Regions from separate parts of the Homo sapiens genome. Here region 1 is linked to region 2. Evidence: chromatin loops called from intact Hi-C (ENCODE). Cell type or tissue: GM12878. All regions are shown on one strand. Links, peaks and the distances in the headings refer to the core of each region. The heading gives the core; the rest is flanking DNA. Region 1 overlaps YLPM1 (YLP motif containing 1). Region 2 holds the start of LOC105370569 (a long non-coding RNA gene).

Evidence for each region. Hi-C counts contacts between places; a loop is a spot of excess contacts. Peaks named below come from ENCODE experiments on the same cell type or tissue, not always from the same donor. Only the 100,000 strongest peaks of a DNase experiment are listed, where the experiment ranks them.
Region 1: it touches region 2 in a loop (6-fold over the local background); 7 of 110 quality-filtered maps call a loop at or near these places.

What each region holds. Positions count from the first base shown.
Region 1 is chr14:74,764,010-74,773,241 of GRCh38, reverse strand. It overlaps YLPM1 (YLP motif containing 1), which reads right to left. Exons shown (of 21, transcript NM_019589.3): 1 at 8,880-9,232. Among named protein-coding and RNA genes, the nearest start is that of YLPM1, 5.3 kb to the right of the region's middle. In GM12878, for the core only: no CTCF peak of the experiment used is centred there; no DNase peak of the experiment used is centred there; H3K4me3 peaks cover 950 bases.
Region 2 is chr14:74,838,283-74,847,514 of GRCh38, reverse strand. LOC105370569 (a long non-coding RNA gene) reads right to left here and starts at 8,349. Exons shown (of 2, transcript XR_944033.3): 1 at 7,370-8,349; 2 at 5,496-6,914. RefSeq lists an enhancer at 5,454-5,613. In GM12878, for the core only: no CTCF peak of the experiment used is centred there; DNase peaks (open chromatin) are centred at 5,754 and 6,620; H3K4me3 peaks cover 703 bases; H3K27ac peaks cover 1,242 bases.

The DNA of each region.
Region 1 (9,232 bases), core at 2,777-5,276, 73 kb after region 2:
ATCTCGGCTCACTGCAAGCTCCGCCTCCCGAGTTCACGCCATTCTCCTGCCTCAGCCTCCTGAGTAGTTGGGACTACAGGCGCCCGCCACCACGCCCGGCTAATTTTTTATATTTTTTAGTAGAGACGGGGTTTCACCATGTTAGCCAGGATGGTCTCGATCTCCTGACCTTGTGATCCGCCCACCTCAGCCTCCCAAAGTGCTGGGATTACAGGCGTGAGCCACCGTGCCCGGCCGCCTTGTAGGTCAATTTCTATTTAATATGAACCCTATAAGTAGTAACCAGATCTAATTCAATCCTATGGTAGGCTTCAGCACATTTTTGAAGCTCTGCAAATAAATAATAATGATATCACTCACAAATGTCCTTACTGACCCTAAGAGAAGTGTGATCATCCCTATTTTAGAAAGAAAAAAAATGCCTGAACTTGCTAATGATGCCAGCTCTTCTGAATGTCCCATCATATCAGATAACTCCATTTCATATGGGATGTTGTTTTATAGGTAGAGGGAAATCATAATATAGGTCACATTTAAAACGAGATTGAATGAAGGGATTTCAAACATAAAGAATGTAGAACTATTGGCTGGGTGCGGTGGCTCACATCTGTAATCCCAGCACTTTGGGAGGCCAAGGCGGGCGGATCACAAGGTGAGGAGTTCGAGACCAGCCTGACCAACATGGTGAAACCCTGTCTCTACTAAAAATACAAAACTTAGCTGGGTGTGGTGGCACATGCCTGTAATCCCAGCTACTCGGGAGGCTGAGGCAGGAGAATCGCTTGAACCTGGGAGGCGGAGGTTGCAGTGAGCCCAGATCCTCGCGCCACTGCACTTCAGCCTGGGTGAGAGCGAGACTCCATCTCAAAAAAAAAAAAAAAATTAAGAATATAGAACTATTTGTCACAAATACTGTTATTAAGAAAGATGCTGCCGAGGCACGAATATCGCTTGAGCCCAGGAATTCAGACCAGCCTGGGCAACATGGCAAGATCCCATCTCTCTGAGAAAAAAAAAAAAAAAAGAAAGATGTTGATTTTAATTTACTCAGGAAGCACTTACTGACCACTGCTGCTAGTAATGAACTAGATACTAAATGATTTTCCAAGTGGAGAACTATAAAGGAGGTGAGTGTTTGTGTGTAATGTTTTAAAGATTAATTTTAGAAGATTACCTTCCCTATCCAGGTTATCATAAATGCCTATAAGACAATGTTCTATGTCTTATATTCTAAAGCAGGGGGCAGGGAGGACACCTGGTAAAATAATGAATTGGGTTTCCATTTTAGAAATTTATTTAAAATAGGCTTAAATATTTTTGAGATTCACATTCTACTGTAAGAATCAGGGTCACCAGATAAGCTTAGTCCCCACCTATTTTTATTTTAAATGCTCATTTACTTCATCTATTCCTCCAGCTCCTTCCCTCATTCTCTCTCTCCTTCAGTCAAACTTCTTGAAAGAGTTGTCTGTACTCACCATCCCCATTTCCTCACCTTCCATCACTCCTCAAATCAATGCAATATGGCTTCAGTCACTATGAAACTGCTCCTGCCAAGGTCAACAATAATCTACATGTCAGTAGGTGCAAAAGATAACTCGCAGTCTTTATCTTGCTTGACGTCTCAGCAGTACTTCACACAGCTGACGACTCCCTCCTCCTAGAGTCTGTTCCTTGACGTTCATGGCAACGCACTATCCACTATCTTGATTTTCCACCTATCACACTGGTGCCAAAGTAACTGTGGTTTTGCCATTAAAAGTAATAGCAAAAACTGCAATTACTTTTGCACCAACCTAATATGAATACCTATTTGGCCATTCTTTCATTGGTTCCCTTAGATACTGCTATTTGTGGAGCTAGGCTTAATGTCCTTTAACCTCAGTTCTTACTCTACACACATTCCTTGAGAGGCTTCATCTATTTCTGTGTCTTCAAATACCATTTTTATGCTGATGACTTATAAATCTATGTCTCCCAGATCTTACATCTAGACTCCAGAGCTATATCTAACTTCCAAGTGGACATCTCCATTTGGAATCTATGTCTCAAGAACCCCAAACTCAGTATGTCTGAAACCTAACTCATGATTTTCTCCTCACCCCCAGAAATGTTCTTCCTCCTCCTCCTTTAGGTTTTTCTGTTTTAGTAAATTTGACCACCATCCACCCTACGGCCCAGCCCAGAAACCTAAGAATCATTCTTGATGCCTCCCTCTCCATAACTACTCAACCTCAAAGTGAATTCTAGCAGCTAAATATTTCTCCACTCTTCCCACTTCTCTCCATCTCAACTAATACCATCAAAGTCTAAACCACTATTATCTCTTGCCTGGATTACTTCAATAACTATTCTCTCTAAATCACTCTTGCTCCTTTTAATTCTGCTCTCCACACTGCAAGCAGAGTGAGCTTTCAAAAATGCCAATCTGTCACATTCACCTATGTAAAATCCTTCAATGGCTTCCAACTGCCCTTAGAATGAAGTCCTTACAGGCCTTCCCTGATCTAGTTCATACCTACCATCCTCACCCTGAGCTTTCAGTGAGCCTTATTGAACTTAATTCTTTGAATTCTAACTTCTGGTTAATTTCTACTCTTTTTCTTTTTTTTTAACTGAGATGGAGTCCCACTCTGTCGCCCAGGCTAGAGAGCAGTGGGGCAATCTTGGCTCACTGCAACCTCTGCCTCCTGGGTTCAAGTGATCCTCCCACCTCAGCCTCCCAAGTAGCTGAGATTAAAAGCGTGCACCACCACACCCAGCTAATTTTTTGTATTTGTAGTAGAGACAGAATTTCACCATGTTGGCCAGGCTGGTCTTGAACTCCTGACTTCAAGTGATCCGCCTGCCTTGGCCTCCCAAAGTGCTGAGATTACAGGCATCAGCCACTGCACCTGGCCTACTCATTTTTTTTTTTTTTAGGTCTCACTCTGTTGCCCAGGCTAGAGTGCAGTGGCACGAGAACTCCTGGGCTTAAACAATCCTCCCACCTCAGCCACCCGCAAGTAGCCGGCACTACAGGCATGCAACACCATGCCTGGCTAGGTTTTTTTTTTTTTTGAGTCGGAGTCTCACTCTGTCGCCCAGGCTGGAGTGCAGTGGCGCGATCTCGGCTCACTGCAAGCTCCGCCTCCCGGGTTCACACCATTCTCCTGCCTCAGCTTCCTGAGAAGTTGGGACTACAGGCGCCCACCACCACGCCCGGCTAATTTTTTGTATTTTTAGTAGAGATGGGGTTTCACCATGTTAGCCAGGATGGTCTTGATCTTCTGACCTCGTGATCTGCCCGCCTAGGCCTCCCAAAGTGCTGGGATTACAGGCGTGAGCCACTGCGCCCGGCCACCTGGCTAGTTTTTTAAACTTTTTGTGGGCGGGGGGCGGGGGGGGGGGTGTCTCACTTTGTTGCCCAGGCTGGCCTTGAACTCCCGGCCTCTAATGAGCCCAAAGAACTGGGATTACAGGTGTGAGCACCCAGTCCTCCTACTTATTCTTTAGAGTTCATTTAAATATCACTTTACAGGCCCGGCGTGGCAGCTTACGCCTGTAATCCCAGCACTTTGGGAGGCCGTAGCAGGTGGATCACGAGGTCAGGAGTTCAAGACCAGCCTGGCCAAGATGGTGAAACCTCTTCTGTACTAAAAATACAAAAAAAAATGGCCGGGCACTCTGACTCACACCTGTAACCCCAGCACTTTGGGAGGCTGAGACAGGCAGATCACCTGGGGTCAGGAGTTCGAGACCAGCCTAGCCAACATGGTGAAACCTCGTCTCTACTAAAAATACAAAAATTAGCCAAGCGTGGTGGCAGGCGCCTGTAATCCCAGCTACTCCTGGGAGTAGCTGAGGCAGGCTGAGGCAGGAGAATTGTTTGAACCCGGGAGGCAGAGGTTGCAGTGAGCCGAGATCGTGCCATTGCACCCCAGCCTGGGCAACAAGAGTGAGACTTCGTCTCCAAAAAAAAAAAAAAAAAAAAAAAAAAAAAGATAAAAATACAAAAAAATTAGCCGGGCGTGGTGGCAGGCACCTGTAATCCCAGTTACTAGGGAGGCTGAGGCAGAAAATTGCTTAAACCCGGAAGGCGGAGGTTGCAGTGAGCCGAGATCGCGCCACTGCACTCCAGCCTGGGCAACAGAGCGAGACTCCATCTCAAAAAAATAAAAATAAATAAAATAAAATAAAAACAAATAAAAAATAAAAAATATCACTTTACAAAGGGAATCCTCTTTAATTAGGTTAGCGCTCCCAGCTATATTCAATTATTTAAAATATATTTGTTCTCCACCTCCTATGCGCTAGATCCTATGCAAGGTACTGTGAATACAGTGGTAACTTAAAAAAAAAACAAAAAACAAAAAACTTGCCTTTGCCAGTTCCTTGGGGAATAATCTAGTGATATTTTATAATCCCATAGCACTCTGTACGTCTCCTCTTAATTACTTACTAAATGTCTTCTCCCTTCCCCCACAACTGAAACAAGAAGTCAATGAGGGCAGGTCCCATGTCTATCTTGTTAACCATTTCATCTCCAGTATTAAGCACAGTACTCATAGTACCTGGCACATAGTTGCTAGTCCGTAAGTATTTAAACATTAAATAAATGATACCTCTAAAAACTAATCAAAGCCAACAGCTTTAACTAAATAAATCAGTCCTTTAAACACATAGAAAAATTAATTATTCAAAAAGACACATTCCGACCGGGCGCAGTGGCTCACGTCTATAATCCCAGCACTTTGGGAGGCCGAAGCAGGTGGATCACTTGAGGTCAGGAGTTCGAGACCAGCCTGACCAACATGGTGAAACCCCATCTCTATTAAAAATACAAAAACTAGCCAGGCATGGTAGCATGCACCTGTAATCCCATATACTTGGGAGGCTAGGGCAGAATTGTTTGAACCCAGGAAGTGGAAGTTGCAGTGAGCCGAGATTTCACCACTGCACTCCAGCCTGAGCGACAGAGTGAGACTCTCTCTCAGAAACAAACAAACAAAAAAACACATTCCATTAAATCATCAACACTTTACCCGAAAAACTAGAAAACACCTGGAAAAATATCAAGTATTTATCTTGTCCTTCCTATACCAACTGTATTTCCAATCAAATATCTGTGGCAAAAGTTTTTCTTTACATAACTCCATATAGTAACTGTGGAAGAAATGGCAGAAAAAAAAAATCACCAGGTTGCAACCTCTGTCTAATGAAATAATTTACTTAGGCAAGGTCTTTCTTCAATTGATGAACCAGTAGACTGAAACATTAGATGCAAGATTGATAGAAAGCTTTACAGTAGAGGGACCAATGGCATTACTAACAGTGGGACAACCAGGCATCGGGTGTCCCATGAGGAATGCAACACTTGCCAAAAGAAAGCTGAACTTAAATGAAGGTTCCAGAGTTAACTTCTAATTCAAAAAAAAAAAAAATGTGGAAGACATAGGAACAAGTCAAATGTGACACCATGAAAAAGCAGACAATGCAGAATGTCAGACATTCTACAGGAAAACTGACAACAGATTTTTCATCAAGTTCAAAGACATGAGGTAGAAAAAGAAAATAGGAGGGACTGACCTAGGTCAAGGGTTCTCAACAGAGGGTAATTTTGTCTCCAGGGGATACTTGGCAATGTGTGGAAACATTTTTGGTTGTCGGACTGGGGGCTGCCACTGGCATCTAATGGGTAGAGGTCAGGGACGCTGTTAAACATCCTACAATGCATAGGACAAGCCCCTCCACAACAAAGAATCATCCTGCCCAAAATGTCCATAGTGCCGAAGCTGAGAAACCCTGATCTATACTAAGAATCTTTTCAGTATTCTGTTTGGACTCTGACTTGAACACACCAAAAAAACATTGTTTGGGAACAGACTGTGAGGACAGAAAACAACAACACTGTTGAGTCAATTTGGGGTATTTTAACATGGATGGTATCAAAGAATTATTTTTAGTTCATTAGTATGATGAAACAATAAAGGAAATCTGAACGGATCAGGTATTAGATGATACCAAGAAACTGTTAACTTTGTTAGGTGTTAACAATGTGTTTATCTAAGAAAGGGTCTTGGCCGGGCACGGTGGCTCACGCCTGTAATCCCAGCACTTTGGGAGGCCAAGGCAGCTGGATCATGAGGTCAGGAGTTCAAGACCAGCCTGACCAACATGGTGAAACCCCGTCTCTACTAAAAATACAAAAATTAGCCAGGCGTGGTGGCATGCACTTGTAATCCCAGCTACTCAGGAGGCTGAGGCAGGAGAATCGCTTGAACCCGGGAGGCAGAGGTTGCAATGAGCCAAGATCGCGCCACTGCACTCCAGCCTGGGCAACAGTGTGAGACTCCATCTCAAAAAAAAAAAAAAAAAAGAAAAGGTCTTGGTTTTGTTTTGTTTTGTTTTATAGAGGTACTTGACTAAGAATGTAGGGATGAAATGACATAAGATCTAAGATTTGCTTTAAAATATTTCAGCAGAGGCCAGGTGTGGTGGTTCATGCCCATAATCCCAGCACTTTGAGAGGTCAAGGCAGTGTACTGTTTGAGCTCAGGAGTTCAAGACCAGCCTGGGCAACATAGCAAAACCCCGTCTCTACCAAAAAAAAAAAAAAAAAAAAATAGCCAGGCATGGTGGCATGCACCTGTAGTCCCAGCTACTTGGGATGGCTTGAGCCTGGGAGGCAGAGGTTGCAGTGAACTGAGACTATGCCACTACACTCCACCCTGGGTGACTGACAGAGCAAGACCCTGTCTCAATATATATATATGCAACAATAATAAAAAAGGCCTAGGTGAAGTAAACATGGCAAAATCTTGATAGCTGTTGAATCTCAATGATGGGTATGTATGGGGAATCATACTTTTTTCTCTATTTTGTGTATTTTAAAAATATTTCACGATAAGAAATTTTGAATGACACATTCCAAAAACAAAATATGAATCAAAGAATAATAAATATGTAGAAGGATTGCCAGAGACTGGTACTGGCATGAAGAAATATTTATCATCTAATAAACCAACATATCCTAAGTCTAGAACATGACAACTCTCGTATTTTATTCAACAAATCTGTGGAGAGCCTACAATTTGCAAGGCACTGTCCTAGGTGCTACGGTAATAAGAAGATAAGTAAGATAATTCCTGTCTGCAAGGGACTTACAATCTGAAGAACAGAACCAAACCAGATGGGTGAGCACAAGCAGGGCTTCATGGAAACCTTGATATTTGAGATATGCCTTGAAAGCAATACAACTCTAAGGGGAAACAGAGGGTTGAGGAGGTTAGGATGAATTCTAAAAAGAAGAAAGAAAGCCACAGGCTTCAAGGCTCTTCTTGATCTGGTCTATGTGCACCACAAGTCTCATTTTCCACCACTCTGCCTCTCACCAAAGAATTGCAGGCACTGAATATTCAAGACACTGAGTTCATTACAGAAAAGGGTACAAAGGCAGAAAAGTAAAAGCACTGTTCATGGTAACTATACATATTAAGGCCTGATCTGACACACACACTCCTCCCAAAAAAAGCCAAAAATACAATTATTTTGTCTCTCTGTAAGGTCAGAAAAACAGTCTAGTAGAGTGAGAATATAAATGTCCTATTTTGGCTCAGACTAACTGAGAATGTTTGACAACAAAAGCACTAAAGACTTCAGAGTGGGGTGGGAAAGAGGACAGAAAGTCTGTCTCTATAATAGAGCAATCTGGGGAAAATAAACTGGTGAGATGGTACAAATTTGATGTAAGCCAACAGAATCATTATTCTACTACTTTATTTCAGCATCCCAAGTGTTTTCTCCAGAAGATGTGCCAAGCATCATTTCTTAAAACAACTTGCTTCTGTTCTTAATTTCTAATGCCAAACCACCGTAAAATTATAATACTGCATCCCTATCTTTTGGAAATCTTTTATAGGTAAATCTGAGCGTTTATATTACAAGATTCTCTTTTTTCCTTAGTGAATCTAAGGTAAATTAGTAATCGCTGAAAAAGTGTCTACTTTAGGAAATCATAACAATTGATTTATTCTGCTTTAGTTTGACCTTCCCTCTCTCAAGGGGGAACTCGTTTATTACTGTTACCCTGTCAATTTGTCTGTTCTGCGGGATAAGAATGGCTGACTCTCTCATGAAAAGATATCACCAAACTTTTTTTACGTTGGCCAAATTGCAAGGCTGTTTCTTTGGAGTGAATGGTAATGACAATGAAACGCAGAAAATTGCTCATTATCTTAAAACAATCTTTAAATAATATGAGAAAAGGATGTCTGGGTCAATTCCTAAAATGGACCAATCGATCCCCAAAAGGGTCTCGGGACTCATCTATGTATTGTATATGTACCTATAAGCATAATTAGGATGCTCCTGGTAAGACAAGATTTCCATCCTTTTTCTGAAACCTCTTAATTCAGGAAGCTGACAACTATCCCTGGCCCCTAAGTAATATTTTTAAAAGAAGCTAACTAATCATAAAGTTTACAAACATTCAAGTGTCAGCCCTTGGCGAGGCCTCTTTTTCATGCTTTCTCTCAAATGGAAACTTTCGTTTAAAATACAATTTTAAAACAAGACCCTCTGCAACAAAATCTATTTGCAACAGCAACAAAATCTAAGAGGATGGTCAAAGAAACCAAGGAATGTATCTGAGAGGTAACTTTTGAGCCACCCCACCACTGTATGTAATCCATACACATCTACAAACGCTGTTTTTTTGGTAATTCACATCTAGCTAATTAAAAAGCTGAGCTGTCAGCCCTCTGACTCTTACGGAATCCTTTGGAGTGTTAGCTAGTCATTGTGTGTTGGAATTAGACTAACCACTGGTTAAAGCCCTGAGGCCTGCTCATTCAGGGCCCTCTAGGTGAAAGATGAGGTTCAGGCAGATGCTTTCTTACCTGTGGAGTCATCGTAGAGGGATCTGGCTCAGGGGCGGCTTGCTGCTGTTCAGTACTCTTGTTTTTGGCCCCACTCTCCAAAGGCTCTTGCTGGACAGTTGTCTTATTTCCAGGGGGGGCGGACGGTGGTGGTGGAGCTAGTAGTTGGGATTTAGAATGGCCCTGGGAGGGGCGGGAAGGAGATGCCTGAGAAGAGGGCAAGTAGGACTGGGAATGGCTCAAATAGGATTGCGAGGAAGAGGAGGAGGATGAGTAAGAAGGGGTGGGCGCCAGGTAGGATTGGGAAGGTGGGGACTGCGAAGGGGACGGCTGAGCAGGAGGCAGGTAGGGCTGAGATGAGGTCGGGGGGTAGT
Region 2 (9,232 bases), core at 4,333-6,832:
AGGTCTCAAATGTTCTGAAGTTTGGCAGAAAAAGAACTTCCTAGCATTCAATTTGTCCAAAAATTAAGATCAGCAACAGATTCTTATGCTCTGGGGCATATACTTCTCATTTTACTCCCTTCAAATAAAGCAAGTGGCCATGCTTGAACTACTCAAAAGCGTAGTTACTGAGAAAAGCACCAATATTGATGATCTCATGAAAAAAAAAAAACTAAAAAGCCACTTTATGTTGCAAAAGCTATGCTACTTACCCCCTCAAAGCAGCAGTCCCCAACAATATAAAGTCCTGAATTTAAGTCATGATGGGACTACAAGCAAAGTGACTCATTCTATACTCATTCTCTTAACAGTTCTTCACATTCCCACATGGAGTTCTGAATCTTGATTATGGTGGTGGTGATTACATGAAGCTACATGAGATAAAATTGCACAGAACCAAACACACACAAATACATGAAGTTACATTAGATAAAACTGCACAGAACCAAACACACACATACACATGAGTGCTTGTAAAACTGGTAAAATCTGAATAAGCTCTGTGGAGTGTATCAACATTAACTTCTTGGCTTTTAAAAGTTTTGACACACACTTCTCATTGTATAAGATGTTACCATTGGGGATGGCTGGTTGAAGAATACACCAGGACTTCTCTGTACATTTTTTTCTACAACTTCCTATGAATCTGTAACTATTTCAAAATAAAAATTTAAAAAACAATGAGAAATCAGAATCTTTGGGGAAAAGTTCTAATGAAGGAGTCACGTACTCTAAAGAAGACGCAAAACAGTCCATACCACCATAGAATGCATTTATAAGGACGCTTATGCCACAAATAGAGATTATCTTAGGTATCAAAGCAGATTAATTTAAAGAGATCATTCTAGCTTATTGAAAATAGCAATTCTCATTTTCTTGAGGTTTGTTCCATTTTGTATGTGATAACTGGAACTATGAACTAGTTCTCCTCTTAAAATCAGAAAGGACAAACCACAGAAAAATAATTTGTTCTGCCTGCCCACTGCACTTCTCTTCTCCCATCTACAACCTCCTCCACAAACCAAATTTCTCCTCTAAGCTTTCAAGTTTAAATAACATTGGACCACAACTCATGTCTGTCTATCGTGAGGAAACTTCACAACTGCAAAGGCCTAGGCTTGTTTCCAGGCCCACGGGCAAACATATGTTTTAGATTAAAAGGCATTTTAAATCTTGGCTTTATTTGCTCCCAAGAAGCCAGACTGTCCCTGTGCCTAAGCTGTTTCTTGGCTATCAAGCACCTTTGGAAACCGCATTAACTCTTTCAGCCTAGGTGGATTTTCTTTTGCACATTTAAAGAGTTTCATTAACAAGTATCCTTCCAACAACTGTATCTTCCACACCTGCAAAGTTAACCAACAGACCAGGGCCTTCGAAAGTTTTGCTTAATGAACCTATCATCAGCTAGAGATGAAATAAAATTTAAAATCCCCTTTACCCCACCAGTTCTCAAAGTTGGCTGCATATTAGAATGACCTGGTGGCCTTTTAAAAAATTACCAAGGCCTGGGTCCCACTCCTAGATTCTGATTTAATTGCTATGAGGTGTAGCCTGAGCTTTGGGAGTTTTAAAAGCTCCCCAGGTCAAAACCACCACTTGAGTGCACAACTCTTCACACTTTTCATATTTTATCATTCTTCCAAAAATGCATACATACAGAAAGGAGTAATCATCTATTCGAGTGTTTATGGAATCTAAGCAATCATTCCACCAGAACCTTACCAATCCAGGGGTTAAGGCCTCCAATGTCAGTCAATAGCCTTCCCTCTGGCCCCTGAAAATAAACACTGGGAATGCTGCCTTTCAGGTCTAGTAGAGGCCCTGCCAATGCACTCAGTTTCATATCTAGTGAATACAGAAGGCTCAGGTGAGAAACAGAAAATCCTCAAAGTATGTTCTTTTAATAAAAGCTTTACTACCTAAACAAATAAACTAGATCCTATTAAGAAAAGTGGGTGTTCCAGACTTCATTTTTTTTTTTGAAAATACAAAAACTGTATTTTCCGGGATCATTCAAACTTGTATGAAAAGAAGAGGTATGATGTAAGAAAATATTTTCACAGCACCTCTGGATCCAAGTTGTCATAATTCCAAAGGGAGCAGAGAATGACTTGGAAAAAAGAACTTCATGATTAAAGATTATTTCCTCAATTGACATTTTACCTTCCCCAAGATTGAAACAGCACCTATTCCAAAAGCAAACTGGTTATGAACTATCACTACCACTTAGAACCTATTTTGCTTATCCATATCAATTCCAAATCTAGATTCAAAAGGCAGAATTCAAATGAGTACAGCATATAAAACTGGAATTTTAAAATGAGAAAAAAAATTTTGAAACCCCCAATATTAAATTAAGACTGTTTCTAAAACACACATGTAGATAATTATTAGGAGAAAATAAAAAGAGAAATGGTTTCCCTGTAGCCCAGTAATTCAATTCTTCTGTATCTTCCCCAGGGAAGATTTTTGAAAATAAGCCTGCAAAAGGCATTTACAAGGATGTTCAATGCAACACTGGTATGACAGTGAAAAACTCACAAAAAAAGGAAAAAGTAAGCCATTATACACATATCATGGAATATACACAAACATGAATGCATGTATTTATATCTACCTATATATATATTTACCTATATATACATATATACATGCATGTGTGTATCCAAGACATAGTAGGTCTGCAGAACAGTATGTAAAGAATATCAGTCATGTAAAAAACAGTAAAACTGTATTTTTATAGGCAAGTACATATGTATACAAATACACACAAAAAGGTTTGGAAAAGCCACACTCCAAAATAATAGTAATTACCTCTAAGATTCAAGGTATTTGTGCTTAAGGGGGAGGGGGGAGTGTTGAGCTTTATCTGTAATATTTTATTTTTTTAATAATGAAAATGAATTCACATCTTCTGGATAGAATATATGAATTTGAAAAAGACGATGCCCAGAAACACTTCAATAAATTAAACATAATTATACCCACCTTGACTGTGACAGGTCCCAACAAAGCTTTAATGACACACATCCTCTTTCCTCAGTGGAAACAGCAGAAAGCAGTGGAGGGTTTAGAGCAGAAAATTCGGATCAAATTTGCATCCAGGTATAGTGGCCATTCAACTGCTCCACTTAACCAAAGGGAATTCTCACTGTCTTCTTTTCCTGGGATAGATGTGTGCCCACTATTTAACTGTATATACACAAGGTGCTTACCTGCAACTTGAGAAATGGAGGTACTGGAAGGATGTCACTCAAAAGGGGTAGCGGGGAGACAATATTCATGCTTCCATGTGAAAGCCAACAATGGACAAAAATCAACCCACCGCAAATTCAGCATCAGTATATTACATATGTATTGCCACTTCGCTCAATGAAGACAGAAATGCTTTTCCAAAATACTAGTAAAAAGGTGCTGCTCAAAATATTTATATGTAATAAAACCTGATGTTTCCTTTCTTACAAATATCTTCTTTGCCATAACTGTCTTTCAGACTTGTCATCATCCTTTAGAGCATGTCAGAAAAGTCCCAAAATGACAGCCTATTGGTAACATGTGGCTTCCAGATGTGATTTGTTTCTACTGTGACTATTTCACATAAAAATGCAGACTTCCACTTTATCTTCATCTAGTAACATTGGGTCTGTCTTTCTTCATTCCAACCACTGGCTGGAGAATTGTCCCCTGAGACAGGACAAGCACTCTGCACCATCCCAGCCTCCACCATACCCTACTGCTTCCTGAACCCTGAGGCTGAGAGGGCCAAGTACCCTGTTTTATTCTGCTTCTGCTGTTGTTTTTCTCACAGTAAAGAAAAAATAATACTGTACTTATGTCTCTACCAAAGGTGGGAAAACTAAGAGAGTGCCAAAAGTTTTGAGAATGAGAAACAGGGTATTTTTCTATAAGAGTGAAGAATATTCCCACATGTCTAATCTGCAAACAAAGTAAGTTTCTGTTGAAAGAATAAAACTAAATATATTATGAAATTACTGGCCAATTCTCTCATTTACACTTATCTTCCTGTCCTTTGAAGGCATTTGAATGTGCTACGCCTTAAGTATTGATATGCCACCAGCTGGAAGATACAGAGGTAGGGAAAAAGCAAACACAAGAATTGGTTTTATAAATTATACATATATGAACCTACATGAATTAATTTTATACTTAAAAATCACCAGGTCATCAATTCTAAATATACTTCTTGAGTAGCAACTATATGTAACAGATACTGCATATTATGTGTTACAAGGATGGAAGATGAGTAAAACATAATTCTCACCTTCTAGGAGCTTGTATGTAAGTGGGTAAGGATGGGGGGGAAGGATATATAAGTTACTCTACTAGAAAGGCAAATTAAGAGAAGATGGTAGGACATGTACAAACAAAGCCTGTGAGAGCTGGGAGGGAACAAGATGAGGAACAGATTCAGGGACGCAGTACCATGTGAGCTGGGCCTTTGGACAGTTTCTCCCACCACCGATCTTTTTTTTGAGATGGAGTCTTGCTCTGTCACCCAGGTTGGAGTGCAGTGGTGTAATCTTGGGTCACTGCCTCCTGGGTTCAAGTGATTCTCCTGGCTCAGCCTCCCGAGTAGCTGAAAATTTTTATATTTTTAGTAGAGATGGGGTTTCACCATGTTGTCCAGGCTGGTCTCAAACTCCTGACCTTGCATGATCCACCTGCCTCGGCCTCTCAAAATGCTGGGATTACAGGCATGAGCCACCGTGCCTGGCTTTTTTTTTTTTTTTTTTTTTTTGAGATGAGGTCTCACACCCTGTTGCCCAGGGTGGACAGCAGTATCAGCTCACTGCAGCCGACATTTTTGTTGCCCAGGCTGGTCTCTAATTCCTGGGCTCAAGTGATCTGCCTGCCTCAGCTTCCCAAAGTGCTAGGATTACAAGTGTGAACCACTGTGCCCAGCCAATAATGCTAATATCTAAAGGATGAGAAAAGCAAGGCAGAAACAATAGAAACCCCAGGGAATAAGTCACACAGTGTGGCTGCAGTGTAGTGCACATGTAGTAAGGACAGCTCAAGAGGAATCTGGAGAAGTAGCTGGGATCATGTTACTGATAGACTTTAACGCCAAGTTGATGAATTTGTCCTTAAAAAGATTAGGAATGGAGCGCTACCGAGTGAAGCAGGTAAGATGCTCATCACTGGGTGAAAGCAAATGGACTAGTTACATAAGAAATTACAAATTAAAGAAAACAAAATTATTAATAGTTCTGTAAGCTATTTGCATAACAATACACAAATGATTTTCTCTACTTTGTGGAGAAAACTCCACTGCTCTTGTACAATCACTGAATCCAATACTCTGTTAATTTTCAAGCTTCTGTTATTCATGAGAATTACCCAACCAAGTAGTAAGTGTTTAAGAGGGATCCTAGGTGTATAGCTACCTTATACATGAGAGTTTAAGGAAGTTGGTTTCAGAAGTAATCACATTGTTCCTGATAGTCATATCAGAATGTATTTCCAGGTCCACAGAGTTTAGTAAATACACACATGTCCACTTGCACACGACACACAAAATAAAGGAGAATTCACCATCCTAGAATTTATGAAGGTCTTCATAAAGGAGGTATTGTAGTTAAGAAAAAAGAAAGTGACAGGTTATGGACCAGGAAACCCAAATTCTAGTCTTGTTTTGCCACTGAGTAACAGTGAGACTTTGAGCAAGTCACTTCCCTTCTTTCGGTCTCAGAAACCTCATCTGTAAAACAAGAAGGATCTCACCAGAACCAACTCTAAGGTCTAACCACTTCTCTAAATATCAAAGGTTTCAAGCCGGCAGTCCACAAGTCAGATGTGGCAGGCAGGCTGTGAGGGCCAAAGCACTCACAAACAAAAAGAACCTGATGCTGAAATACTGGAAGATCTCACATAAAAATCCAGATTTTTCACTTTTTCTTGAAAACCCAGGAAATCTGGCAATATGAGACCTATATCCCCACATGGCCACAATCTGCTATGGCTGAGCAGGTGCTGCCCCCGATTGACCTGACCTATCTAGTTGTCTAGTTTACCAGTCTCCACCCTCTGCCTTGCTCATCTGTTACCTGCCTGAGTCTGTGACCCTTGCCATACACATAGGAAACATTCCCTGTATTTACTCACTCTACAGATATATGAGCCATGCACTGAGCCAGATGCTGTAAAAGAAATAAGCATCAGACATATCTACTTGAGAAATACAAACTCACTGTCAGAAATAACAGATCTGAGAGTGGAATTTCAAGTTATGGCAGAAGATATTATTTCAATTTTTCAAATATGGTTAAGAGATGGATCTGTAGCCTAGATCAGTATTTTCAGGAAAAGGAGTACGAATATTTGGTAAAAAGTTCAAGCTTCTTAAGTAGAAGACACAAAGTCAAGCCTTTCCCTATACAGTAAACCATTAAGTCCACAGGCTCTTTGTAGGATCACAAATGCAAGGCACTGCTGGCAGGCAGAGGGCTGTACATGAATGCAGAAGCTCAGCCCCAGTCATAAAGATGCTCCTTGACTATTTCAAATGTGAAAGCAATGGACCTGAAAACTGAGAATGGATCAGTCACTGAGGTGCACGTGCATATAAATATCCAGGTTCTGAGAACAGTGACCTAAGGTATTAACTCTCAGTCACGTGTGGACCAGGGGATCATCAGAGTCTCTGACCATTCTGGTTCTCTAAGACACATCATGGTTCTTTGCTTTGTCAGTCTCCTATCATGCAGAATTTTCCAGGAAACAAGATGTGCCTTCGTCATCTCATTACTGTCATACTGTCTTGAGAGTTCACCGCTGTGCTGTGCTGGTCCTTAAGTGCTTGTCATCCTTTGAGTATGTCTATGAAATGGTGCCATCGGTATTTTCCTTCATTGCTAGAAATCAGGCAAGTACAGGAAGCTGCAGAATGACTGAGTATATGTGAAATTCATAATTTATAACAGTAAACGAGAGCATGAATACCCATTAATAGAGACTCTGTAAGTTAAAATGATAGTAAAGACATAAAACATTCTGCAGCTGCAAAAGAGAATGAGTTGGAAAGCTACTCAGCAATAAAAAGGAATAAGCTATTGACACACATAACAACTTAAATGAATCTCAAGAAAATTACGCTGAGTGAAAAAAGCCAAAATGCCAATCCCAAAAGGTTACATACTGTATGACTTCATATTTATAACATTCTTTAAATGACAAGATTATAAAAATGGAGACCAGATTAGTGGCTGCCAAGGGTTAGAGATGGTGGGGTTGGGGGACTAGGAGAAAGGTGGAGGGTGGTTACACCAACCTACATATATGAAAGAATTGTATACAAATATACCCATACCATGTATTCCATGCCACGAAAAGAACAGAGATGCAGCTGAAACAATTTCTGAAATTTTTCAGTAAACCTCTTTATATTATGAAGGTACCTTTGGAAAACCAAAGAAGGAGGTGGGGGGGAGAGAAAATGTGAATATTTTATATATGATCTGAATGACCTCTAAAACATACTGGTAAAGGAAAAATAAGGTAGTGTGTGTACAAAAACCAGGTAAAAACATTAATACTTAATGCTTATCCACACAATTTTTCTCAACACTGGTTGCCTCTACAGATGGAGTCGTGGGAGGCTGAGGGTTAAGATGGATGGGACACTTGAACCTCCTGAGTTTTATACCTTTATGAACGCATTATTTATTCACAAAGTTACTTTCTTCTTGAATATGTGAAAATCAAGGCAAATCAATGATTCTGTGCCCTCACCTATGTTTATACCTGTGGTCTGACAACTACTTTCTGTTACTACTCAACCCCCTCTAAGTACTAAATTACCTTTTACACCTGAGCCTCTCAAGCCTCCGTACTAGTTCTGAAAATCAATGTCACTGGTTACCTGAAAATGCTTCTGAATAATTACTCTTTCAACACACTGTACTATTACATATGACATAGCTCAGTCTATGATAGCTGACTATAAAACGTGACAACTATCTTCAAGCCAGCTGGATATTTTGAATTTCAAAAAGAACACATGAGAACAAGTCAAAAAGTAACGATGATGGTGACTACTGATTTTTGAGCTTTTACTATGTGCTCAGTACTGTGCCAAGTAGCTTACATGCATTATCTCAATGTTTAATAGGTGTGTTTTGTTATTTTCATTTTATAGGCAGGAAACTGAAGCTCAGATAGGTTAAAATATTTCAGCCAGGCACGGTGGCTCACGCCTATAATCCCAGCACTTTGGGAGGCTGAGATAGGCGATCATTTGCTCCCAGGAGTTCAAGACCAGCCTGTGAAACATGGCAACAACCAATCTCTTAAAAAAAAAAAAAAAAAAAAAGGCTGGGTGTGGTGGTGCACACTTGTAGTCCCAGCTACCTGGGAGGCTGAGATGGGAGAATCACCTGAGCCCAGGAAGTTGAGGCTGCAGTGAGCTATATCGCGTCACTGCACTCCAGCCAACAGAGTGAGACCTTGTCTCCAAAAAAAAAAAAAAAAAAAAAAAAGTTGCTTAAGGTCATACAGCTTCTAGAAGAATCTGAACTTGTATTAGGGTCTGTGAATACTAAAAATGAGAAATCATTCTCCTTCTATGGCTTAGCAAAACTTATCTCAGCTGAGAATCTGTTGCTTTTATAATCCTAGTAATTAAGCCAGGCTCTAGACATCTTTACCAAAATATCTGCAATTTGCACAGTTAGCAGGATAAAATACTTAACACAAAAACTGAGGGGCCTACAAAATAAGAAAACCTCAGTTGAGATTCTTAGTCAATCTAATAAAAAATGTAATAGTCGATCTCTAGATGACATGGCACCTACTTTGGTTTGCTCAATGATCAAAACTCTTTCACGAGGAAAACAAATCCAACCAGAAAATTTAAGATTTTATCTTTGTCAATAAACTTCTGGATTTAACACTGATATCTGAATCAAACTCAAACTTCTAGAAAATTATATGAATCAACTGTCAATAGACTACTTGTGTATTATTATTAATGACTTCTGATTCTACAATCAGTCCCTGAATATTTCAAATACGGCACTTAACTCTAAATATTCTCAAACAGAAACATTTCTGGGTCTCGTCTACTGAATTCCTCACACAGGAAGTTTACAAGTAAAGTTAGATCACTTAAGTGAGAGATTTCACTTTCAGTTTAAAATGTCTGAAATCATCCTTTACAGAGCTGACAAAAAAA